2 separate regions of the Homo sapiens genome follow, and region 2 is linked to region 1. Evidence: chromatin contacts called from ENCODE Hi-C or POLR2A ChIA-PET data. All regions are on one chromosome and are shown on one strand. Each heading gives the region's core, a stretch centred on a gene start or an enhancer-like site at or near the end of the contact. The rest is flanking DNA. Distances are from core to core; before and after follow the strand shown. Region 1 has its middle 120 kb from the start of CAPN13. Region 2 overlaps LCLAT1 (lysocardiolipin acyltransferase 1).

Region 1 (5,091 bases), core at 1,189-3,688:
TGCCTCTCGAAATGCACCTCCAGGCCTCTGGTCCTTTGCACATGCTCCACCTCTGCTTCTGCCATCTTTCCTTTGCTCCTCCCCCTCAGGGGGCCTAGCCATCCCTCACGCCCAACTCAGACAGCTCTGTGTGGTGCCCCTCTTGCACCCCCAATGTGATTACTGCTCCTTCCTCAGTATCCCCAAAGGGTGTACACAGCTCTTCCCTGACATGCAGGGCATTGGCAGAAGTGTGGTCTCTGTGAGCCTGTCTCTCCCCGGGATCGTGAGCATCGTGAGGGTGGGAAGCAGGTCTTATTTTTGGAAACCCTAAGGACTGCCACGAAGCTGGACTAAAGGAGGTGTTCAGGAGGGGTTCACTGCCTTTATGAGGCACCAGCTGTGTACAATGTGCTGCCCAAAGCATTAATGTTCTGGTGTTTTAGCAACTTTATAAACCAGGTGGAAAAACAAGATACCCACCCTGCCTGGCAGGAGAGGCTCTCACTAAATTGAACCAACAAATAAGCAAGATACAAAGAAACAGAAGAGCAATGAAAGCAAGCGTAGTTTATACCGGGGGTCTCCAGAGTGGGGCATGTCCACCAAATTCATTTGTTCCCAATGCAGGATCAAAATGTGGATGCTCTGTTTACATTTATTTATATCCTTTCACTTTTCCATGCTTTTCTTTTTTAAAAGTTTTAATGTGTATAATACACAGATCTGTACAGTAATTTACGTCAAATAATTTGTAAATGAATACAATATACATTTAACAGGGGGCAAGCTGAAAGATGTTTTAGTCATATAACTTTGGAATAAATTGGGTTTAAACTGTGCTAAGTGAGAGCCCTGTAGTAGGGGGAGCATCAGAAATGCTTCCTGGTGACGTGGGCACCTCCCAGCCCCATTCCCCCCTCATTAAGGACATGGACCCTCAGGGTCTGAGTTTCTGCCCAGATGACAGGCCCTTTCCATCCACTACCTGTGGCTCAGCCCCTGCCACCTGGTGCCATCATCTTCCCAAGCCAAGGCAATGATCCAGGGACACCTTCTCCCGAATAGGGTACTTGGCCTGCCCTGCTCCCTCCTAGGGCCTCACCTCTGCCTGCAGGAAGGAGGGGTGGCTGGAATGGGCCGCTGCTGAAGCCAACCTGGGAGAACAGTTCCGACGTGGGGAATGTGGATGGAATTATTTTCTTCAGATTTCCCAACAAAAATAACTTGGAATTTATGTCCTTGGACATGCTGTTCCATGTTTCTGCTCAAATTCCTCCCACTGCTGCCTAGGAGCCTTTAGATTTGCAAACAGCCCGGTCTTGGCATTTGGAGGTCAGAGCCATCCATCTTTATTTTAACAGGGATTCTTTAAGTTCCCACTGAGCACCAGGCCTGAGGCTGGGCCTTGGGGATTCCAGATGAACTCAGCACAGAAGGGGAGAGGGGCAGGGACCTCTTATTTGTGATTTTATTGTTATCTTTGTGCTGGGCACTTAGTAAGAGATGAAGGCCTCCTGCCAACCTTTGAGGGACAGATGATCATTTTCCCATTTTACCAATGAGGAAATCAGGATCTGGCAGGCTGAATGTCTGTCCTCTCCCCACCCCGTCACCAGGAGGGATGAGGGATCCCACCAGAGAGGCTGTAAGGCACTGACTGATCAGGCCACAGGAGAGGTGACAAAGGCTGATATTTGGCTCTGGCCTGACCCACTGGGACCCGGCTTCCAGCTCCTCACCTGGCGATGAGGCAGGAGGGTCACATGTCCCCTGAGGTCTCTGCCAGCCCTGACCTTCTTGGCTCTGTCTGGGCTCATCCGACCCTACCCTGCCTTCTCCATTTTCCAGTCTGAGCCAGGAGCCCTTCAAACGGTGGGCCACCCAACAGGGACCTGGCACCACTGTGTGGTGTCTGAGAAATTGCAAACAATGATGACAGGCAGTTTCCTTCCTGAGAAGTAGGGAGGCACACGAGCCTTGTTCTCCTCTGTGCCCATTCCACCATAGGTGCAGGGGAAAAGTGTCACCCTTTCCTTGGTCTCATAGCCTCTGGGGCATTCTGTGAATGAGTCTGAAAACAAGCCATTGCAGGGAGGGAAAAATAAGCTGCTTACCCCAGAATGGCTCTCTGAAGCTCTGCCGGCCACCTCCTCCCAGGCCTTTGCAACAGAGACACCCTCCTCTGTTGACAGGGTAGGTCACCCTAGGAATCAGGCAGTTCTCTCTTAGGTGTCAGCTTGCAGCACTCCCATGAGGACAGGCTGGGTCAGGAGCCCACCCTCTGCTCTGATGAACTCCCACAGACCCAGGATGGAAAGGCCACAGACTCCCTTTTGCAGCTTTCCCTGGTGGAGGGACAGGTTGAGGGACAGGCTCCAGGCCAGAGGCACTCGGCTTCCATCCAGGGAGAAAAGCTGTGCAGACACGTTTCCCTCGCTAGTCACTAGGACTGAGAGCAGGGAATGAGTGAAGCTGGGACCAGCCAGGCCATGGTGCCAGCTGTGCCTGAAGCAAATACTAACAACAGCTATAATTAGCAGTAATGACCCGAATGGCTAGCATACTGTGCTGATGGATTTACAACAGGGGCGGTGGGGCTGTGGAGAGAATTCGAAGGGTCTGTGAACTTGAATGGGGAAAAAATTTATATCCTTATTTTCACTAACCTTCCACTGAAATTGAGTATCTCCTGCTCTTCTGAATGTAGTCAACAGGCCTCAGACATTTTAGCAGCATCTGCGACTTGCCAGTAGAAATCAAAGTTACATTTCATATCACTGCATTTGTTACGATATCTGAAATTATTGTTTAAGCTAATCACTGCTTCAGAATTATGGGGGTTGCGAGATCTGTCACTAGATCTTGTTTGTCGTGTTAACAAGAATCTGTGATGTGATATCAAAAATTTTAGCTTCTATAAAAATATTGTGATAACTGTATTTCAATGTAATTGGTGTTATCCTATGTCTTCTGTTTCATGCATTTAAAAATATAGCTCTGAGGAGGGATTCAAAGCTTCACCAGGCTGCCTTAACGAGGAAGAGAGGGGCTGCTCTACTGGCATAACCTTGAACAATGCTCCCAACCAGCCAGTGTGGGGGCAGGGCTGGAAGGACCTAGGTTGGCCTGCATACATTTTGGGGGTGCAGATCCCTTTGTTCAAAAAAAGTTTTTCAGGGGCTGGGCGCGGTGGCTCACACCTGTAATCCCAGCACTTTGGGAGGCTGAGGCAGGTGGATCACTTGAGGTCTGGAGTTTGAGACTAGCCTGGCCAACATGGTGAAACCCCATCCCTACTAAAAATACAAAATTTTGCCGGGCCTGGTGGCATACACCTGTAGTCCCAGCTACTCAGGAGGCTGAAGCAGGAGAATCACTTGAACCTGGGAGGCAGAGATTGCAGTGAGCCAAGATCGCAGCACTGCACTCCAGCCTGGGTGACAGAGTGAGACTCCGTTTCCAAAAAAAAAAAAAAAAAAAAAAAAAAGAGTGTTTCAGGAAGGCCAGCGTGACATCATATAAAGGTGGGACTGCTCTGGTAGAATTTGGGGGCAGGGGGTCCTTGGAGCTTCCTTACCCTGCCTACCGAGCCCTTTCATTAGATGCCGTCCTGCTCTTCCCCGCTTCCAAAAAAGCTCCATGGACTTCCTCAGTTTCCACAGAGCACATTTGCAAATCATGGACCTAATGCAGCCCCTGTCCAGGACCACCTCGTTGGTGGCATAACTTCCTATACAGCCCTGCCCATCGGAAGTCCAGGATGCCCTGGTTCTAGGCCCACAAGGCCTCAAGCTTGACTGTAGGCAGATCTGGGGTAGAATTTGGGGGATGTCATTTATGATCCCAGAATGAGTCCTCCCATGCATTCCTGAAAAAGACCAGGAGAAGGCTGGGCGCAGTGGCTCATGCCTATAATCCCAGCACTTTGGGAGGCCAAGGCAGGCAGATCACAAGGTCAGGAGATCAAGACCATCCTGCCCAACAGGGTGAAACCCCATCTCTACTAAAAATACAAAAGTTAGCCAGGCGTGGTGGTGGGCGCCTGTAGTCCCAGCTACTCAGGAGGCTGAGGCAGGACAATCACTTGAACCAGGGAGGCGGAGGTTGCAATAAACCGAGATTGCACCACTGTACTCCAGCCTGGGCGAAAAGAGCAAAAACTCCATCTCGAAAAAAGAAAAAGACCAGGAGAGAGAGGGGTTCCTAGCCCAGAGGGCTCTCACCAGCAGCTCAGGAGTTAAAAACATGGGCTTAGAAAGCTCTAAGTTCAAATACTTTTCCACCGCTTACTAGTGGTGTGTGCCGTCCAGCCTCCACTTTCACCTGGTAATTAGGAATAATACAATTTCCCACATTTAAAGGTTGTTTTGAGTTAAACGAAAAAATGCATGTAAAGAGCTTAGCCTGACCCAGCAAATGCTCAGTAAGTGGCTGTTGCTACCTGAGCCCTTTCTCTGGGGAAGATGTTTGCACCTGCCACAGCCTCTGCCCTCCTCATCCTTTCCCTCTAAGGCATCTCCCCATTGGAGACCACCTCCAGGCTTGTTTTCACCGTCCAGGCCTGGAACTCTTAGTCCTTCCAATCCTTTCCAAACATGTCACTTGGCATTCTCAGGGTGTTTTGGTAGCAGCAGCCACAGCTCACCCAGACGGCACACACTGTAGCTATTATCTAATCATCTAATAATTAGCTTGACATTTATAAAGGGCCTTGAGGGATAACTGCTTGGGGTAACTGCTGTTTTCAAATGCGATGGTACCGTAATTTTGCACCTGTGCCAGGCAAAATGTGAGCAAGAGGGAACAGTGACCCAAGCCTCTGCCTGCCCTCAATTGTCCTTAGTGTGTTTAAGTGGAAGCAGATTTACCCAGAAGCTAACAAAGCATAAGCGTCAAGACCCCTTACCTGCACGGTCCTGTGTTTTCTGTAAAGTTTGCAAAAGTAGCATACGTTTGCTTTTTTTTTTTTTTTTTTCTTAAAGAGGCACTTCAAAATTGTATGAGCTGCAGGTGCTACAAAACCTAACCCACTCCTGGGTTTAAATCAGAGCTGTCTCTTGGATCAGTCCTGCCTGGAAGCCTACTTTTCCTATTGTTGCCATCAAGAAC
Region 2 (5,091 bases), core at 668-3,167, 120 kb after region 1:
TAACCAGACCCAGGTTTGGCTATTTGCTGCTCGAAAGCCAAACACAAGAGGCCAAGTTTGGTGGGAGGGAAAGCAGGTTTTAAACAGAGAGCCAGCAAACTGAGAAGATAGTGAACTAGTGTTCTAAAGTCCCATCTTAAGTTTTAAAATTTATCATAGTGTTTTTAAAAGGAAACTTGCTGTAGGAGATGTTTGAATGGCACAGGGTCTGTGTGTCTTGTTCTGATGGCTGTCTCGGGTAACTGCCCATCCGGAGGTCCACTTGGCATTACTTTGACTTTAGCCTGATGGTAGTGGACTAACTGTTCATGACTCCCCCAAGTGGGAGGGTTCCACAGGGCCTCCATGCCTGGTTTGTTTCAAAATTAGCCCCTGGAATTTCTAAGCAAGCATATAGTAGATAAGCATACATGGTGCAAGGAAGTGTCTAGTGGAAACAGAAGGAAAACAGAGTTTCAAAGTACACTTCGAGGCTATATTCTAAGACTAAAGAAAAAAAGTGTTAAAATGCATTTCAAAGCTGAGATGCTCGGTTATACTTACTGAAATTAAAAAAAATTATAACAAAGGCATAAATCGATTTTTATACATTTTCTGAAATTCATATTCATATCTTTTAATTTGTTTAAAAGATTTCATGAAAGTCAACATTCAATGAAAATTAAAATGCTAATAACTAAATTTTTTTATAAAACAATCCCTATATAACAAAATTGAAATATTAAAATATAAAATGCTAATAAAATAAAACTAAGACACTAACAAAATACAATGACCTAGACATCCAGAAGAAATAACTAGCAATCAAATATATCAGATCAACATTCTTTAAAATCCAATAATTTAGGCCTTCAATGTGAACTGAAATATCTGCCTTGCTCAGGCACAGAGTATGTTAATATTACTAACCCAAACCGCTCCATAACAAAATGGGCACATGATTAGCACATCATGTACAAATATCTGAACATGGTTTGGCTGAATATAGTTACGGAGTCAAGTACATGTTCCAGTTGTTGGCAAAACCTTCTTTTTCCATTCCATGAGGTAACTTTACAAGTTCCAAGAAGAACCAAACCCATTATTCAGCAAATACATTTGGAAAAAGTAAAGTGTTCAGAAATTTGGCCTCAACTGCTGGGAGAGATCATGAAATACTTTCTGATGACAGCAGATGTTAGAACCCGCAATCCTCAGCTGCATTCCGAAATTGATAAACTATTATTCCAAGTCACAAGAAAAATATCTATATCGACACAACTTTACTAGGAGTAAATTTAAGATCACGGAGTCCTCAAAGTCTCCAAAAACCATAGACGACTTCCACAACACTGAAATATTCAAAGAACACTCCTATAGAAGGTGTTACATCATTTTATGATAAAGGAATTGAGCCGGGCAAGTCAAAAGTAAAGGCCCTACACATGAAGAGTAGTAAGTTCCTCTCATATTCATTTGAGGATATCCTGGGCATGGGGCTACAAAACAATATTTATATTATAGACAGCTGACAGGACCTTAAATGGGATTAGGAATCCCATAGACACCACAAAGATGAGTAGTAACTACCCTTTAGTTTGGTCTTTCAGTTTATAAAACTCTGGGGATTCTGAAAGCAAAACTGAACTGTTGTAGAATGTGAGTACAAGTATAAACAGCTCTAAAACAAACAGTCACAATGTGGGACGGTAAAAATGATCAGAAATACAGAGAGATTAGAGATGTAGACTTTTCCATCTACCCCCTACTTCATCTACTCATCCCCAGACTCTGTTATTGCACTAGCATCCCACTTTCTGACCACAGCCTCCTGTCTTGTCACGTTACTCCCTGTAATTCTCCCACTCCTACACTCCTTCCGCCCATGGGACTACTAGCAGCTATTCTCAAACCAGCTGGGCATGTTCCCACCTCAGGATCGGTGCAGTTGCTGCTCCTCCCTTCACCCAGAATGCCTTTCACCCATACAGCTGCACGCTTTTCTGCTTTGTTCATTTAGTCCCTACTTAAACAGAAACTTAACAGAGAGGCTTTCCCTAACCACCTTAAACAAAACAGCACCCTACACCCCTTCTATGACTCTCTCTCTCTCCTTATCCTGCCTTATTTTTCTGCATAGCACTTATGACTGACATATTTTTATTAACTTATTAGTTTATCATCTGTCTTTCCTCACAGAACGTAAACTTCGTGAGAGTAGGGATAAAGATCCAGGCACTCATATATGTATTAAAAAGAATAAGTTTTATGTATATAGGTGTTATGTTATATGCAATAACATAATTGTTAGAATCTTTCCAAATCAGGGAAATGGAACTCAAAATTATCACATACTAATTGTGATGGCTAATTTTATATGTCAACTTTAATAGGCCACGATACTCAGGTATCTCATCAAATATTATTCTAGATGTTTCTGGGAAGGTATTTTTTAGAAGAGACTAATATTTAAATTAGTAGACTGAGTACAGCAGATGACCCTCCACAATGGGAGTAGGCCCCATCAAATCAGGTGAATGAAGACCTTAACAGAAAAAGACAGAAGTGCCCTCCTCTCCCCAACAAGGAAGAAAGAATTCTGCCTCTAGACTGCCTTTGGCCTTGAACTTCGACTACTTCCCGGGATCTCCACTCTGCCACCCTACCCTACAGATCGTGGACTTACCAAACCTCCACAACTGTAAGAGCCAATTCCTTAAAATAAATCTCAACCTCTTTCTATATATACACATCCTACTGGTTCTCTTTCTCTAGAGAACCCTAACTAATATGCCAATACAATATAGAACTCCCTAACCCAAGAATAACGAAGACATATGTATGGGTGCACATATGTCTGTGTGTGACCAAAATGACTCAAAAGAAATGGACCAAAATTAAAATAGTGTTCACTTATGGGCAGTGGGATTATAGCAAGTTTTGTGCATACTTCTATGTTTCCAAATTTTCCCAAATTAACATATATTGCTTCCATTAAAAAGTTATAACCAACAATAAAATATGAAGATAGAATATATGTAAAGTTAGATTTAAATGCACTAATTTAAATGTACATGCAAGCTAGATTCAGGACTTAAATTATAAAACAGTCTCACTGGGCTGAAAAACCCAGTTTAAGGTTAAGTATGGTAGTAACTAAACACCTTTTAATTAACAGATACTTTTTCCAAACTGGAGATATTTTGTTAGCCTATTTTTTAAAATGATTTTTTACCAACTCAATAAAATTATCTGTATTCTACTGTTAAAAAAATGTTTAAAACTTCAGGATCAGTCTGTTTTTTCTCCTTGGCAAAGTCTAGCTTCAAAGGTAAACATCATTTGCATTTAAAATATATATGCAACTACATCATGTAATGGTGAGCACTATGGACTCCAAAATTATGCAACTAGATGGAGAGTTCATCACCTACAAAAAGAAACCTGAGAACAAATACAGAATGAAAAAAGTTTTACATATACATTTTATGACTCTGAAGGTCTAATGTATGAACATATTAACACTAATGTAGCAGTAACATATGACCTTTCTTTCATTAGTTTTTATTTACCAAATAACTTTCAAAGTTGGCATTCTTTGGTGTACATTTTCGCATTCACAAATATAAACCTATCATTTCAGTGAATGGCTTTCTATACTCTATATTTATTAAATAAAGCTGATATTTCAATATCAAAATTTAGGTATTATACATTCTAAATATTATAAAATTTAAATATGGCCACCTGTCACTTATAATTTCCTAATGATAATTTAGTTCTGGAAATCAACTTACAACTTACAATAATATATTTTCAAGCTTCAACAAGCAGCCATTATTATCCTCAGTATTATCCTCTGTGATCCAACCACTTCTAGAATCTCAACTGTAAAAAATCAAAAATATACTACACAGTTGGCATACATTTTAGAGATCTGACTAGTATAAAAAAAGTGCCACCGTTCATTTAGCTCAGTTCCATCTGCAATAGATGTGTCAAAGATCCCTTCATTGCTACCTATAGTAAATCCTAAAATACCTTAATTTCCCTTAACAACCTATTATGGCTCAGTCACCTATTCACTTGCTTAAATATGTATGTAATGTCTATTTTTCATCTTGAACTCTCTTTTGTAATAATGAGTTCCATAAATTATTATGTGCACAGTATGAATAGTATGTTTATTTACCTGTTCTCCTCTCTTAAATTCCAAGGGTTGCCCTTCTTAGTCTATTACCAAAAATTTGAAAGTTAAGTTCATGTTCTACCTGCCCATACTACTACAGATTTTAGACTTCAGTTCTCTCCTGCTTCAGCCTGTCTTCCCTTACACAGCAGAGCTGTAAGATCCACTGAATCCTTCTCAAATTCTGCTGTATTTCTCTTGAAGTTATCGGGACTATCAAAGGTACATTTTAGTCTTTTGAGTCCAAAGATTCTACAGAAATACTTTCTGTCTAAGCTATGCCCCCACCATCACCCCTCCCAGTATCAACCAGAGCAGTTCTGCTTTTATCCATCTTATTATCTAACATCCTTGATAGAAGGCTTCATCTGCAAAAATAATCCATGGTTTAAAAAGTGTGAAAACTACTGATTTAGTAAGGATGACAGACTGTTGAGTATTTTGTTTTCAGTCTTTTTAAGACTTTCTTGAAATCCATTGGCAATTCCTGGCCTATATGGTTTAAAATCTGGTAGCCAGGTGTGGTGGTAGTATCGGGTGCAGTCCCAGACACTATAAGCTTGAGCCCAGGAGTTCAAGGCTGTAGTGAACCATGATCATGCCACTGCACTCCAGCCTAGATGACAGGCTCAAAAAAGAAAAAAAAAAAAAGTTTAATATTTAGGAAGGCCGAAAAGTTATAAACATGTCTTCCTGTGTCCTTGCTACAACTCAATGATGGCTGAGTTTTCTTGAAGAAGGGCAAAGCTATTCCTGCTTGTAGCAAGGATAGGGCTTAAATATCAGGAGAAAGGTAACCTATTAACGTAAATCAACAATAACTGAAATTAGTTACTATCAGATCTTTTTCTTATGAGGAAGACGCTGAGGAGTAGGAAGGGTCTAATGGATAAATAAATACCTTAGAAGAGGATAAGAGAATA

The links. A loop is a pair of places that touch in the nucleus more often than their neighbours do. ChIA-PET counts read pairs that join two places held with the same protein, here RNA polymerase II (POLR2A). Pooled maps may share reads with other maps.
Region 2: a map of ascending aorta shows a loop between it and region 1 (3-fold over the local background). The contact joins two enhancer-like sites. A Hi-C loop is called at or near these places in 3 of 168 maps with a recorded cell type or tissue (PC-3, ascending aorta and heart right ventricle) and 5 of 50 pooled maps. POLR2A ChIA-PET finds 5 or more read pairs at or near these places in 3 of 52 experiments (AG04450, H1 and naive thymus-derived CD8-positive, alpha-beta T cell).

Annotation. Positions count from the first base shown.
Region 1 is chr2:30,686,383-30,691,473 of GRCh38, reverse strand. No RefSeq gene overlaps it. Among named protein-coding and RNA genes, the nearest start is that of CAPN13, 120 kb to the left of the region's middle. Within about 2 kb of position 2,438, at least 11 of the 41 ENCODE cell types and tissues checked have a DNase peak (open chromatin) inside an H3K27ac peak, as active enhancers do; they include heart right ventricle, where a contact is called at or near this core.
Region 2 is chr2:30,562,782-30,567,872 of GRCh38, reverse strand. All of the region lies in intron 4 of LCLAT1 (lysocardiolipin acyltransferase 1), which reads right to left. Among named protein-coding and RNA genes, the nearest start is that of LCLAT1, 120 kb to the right of the region's middle. Within about 2 kb of position 1,917, at least 6 of the 41 ENCODE cell types and tissues checked have a DNase peak (open chromatin) inside an H3K27ac peak, as active enhancers do; they include heart right ventricle, where a contact is called at or near this core.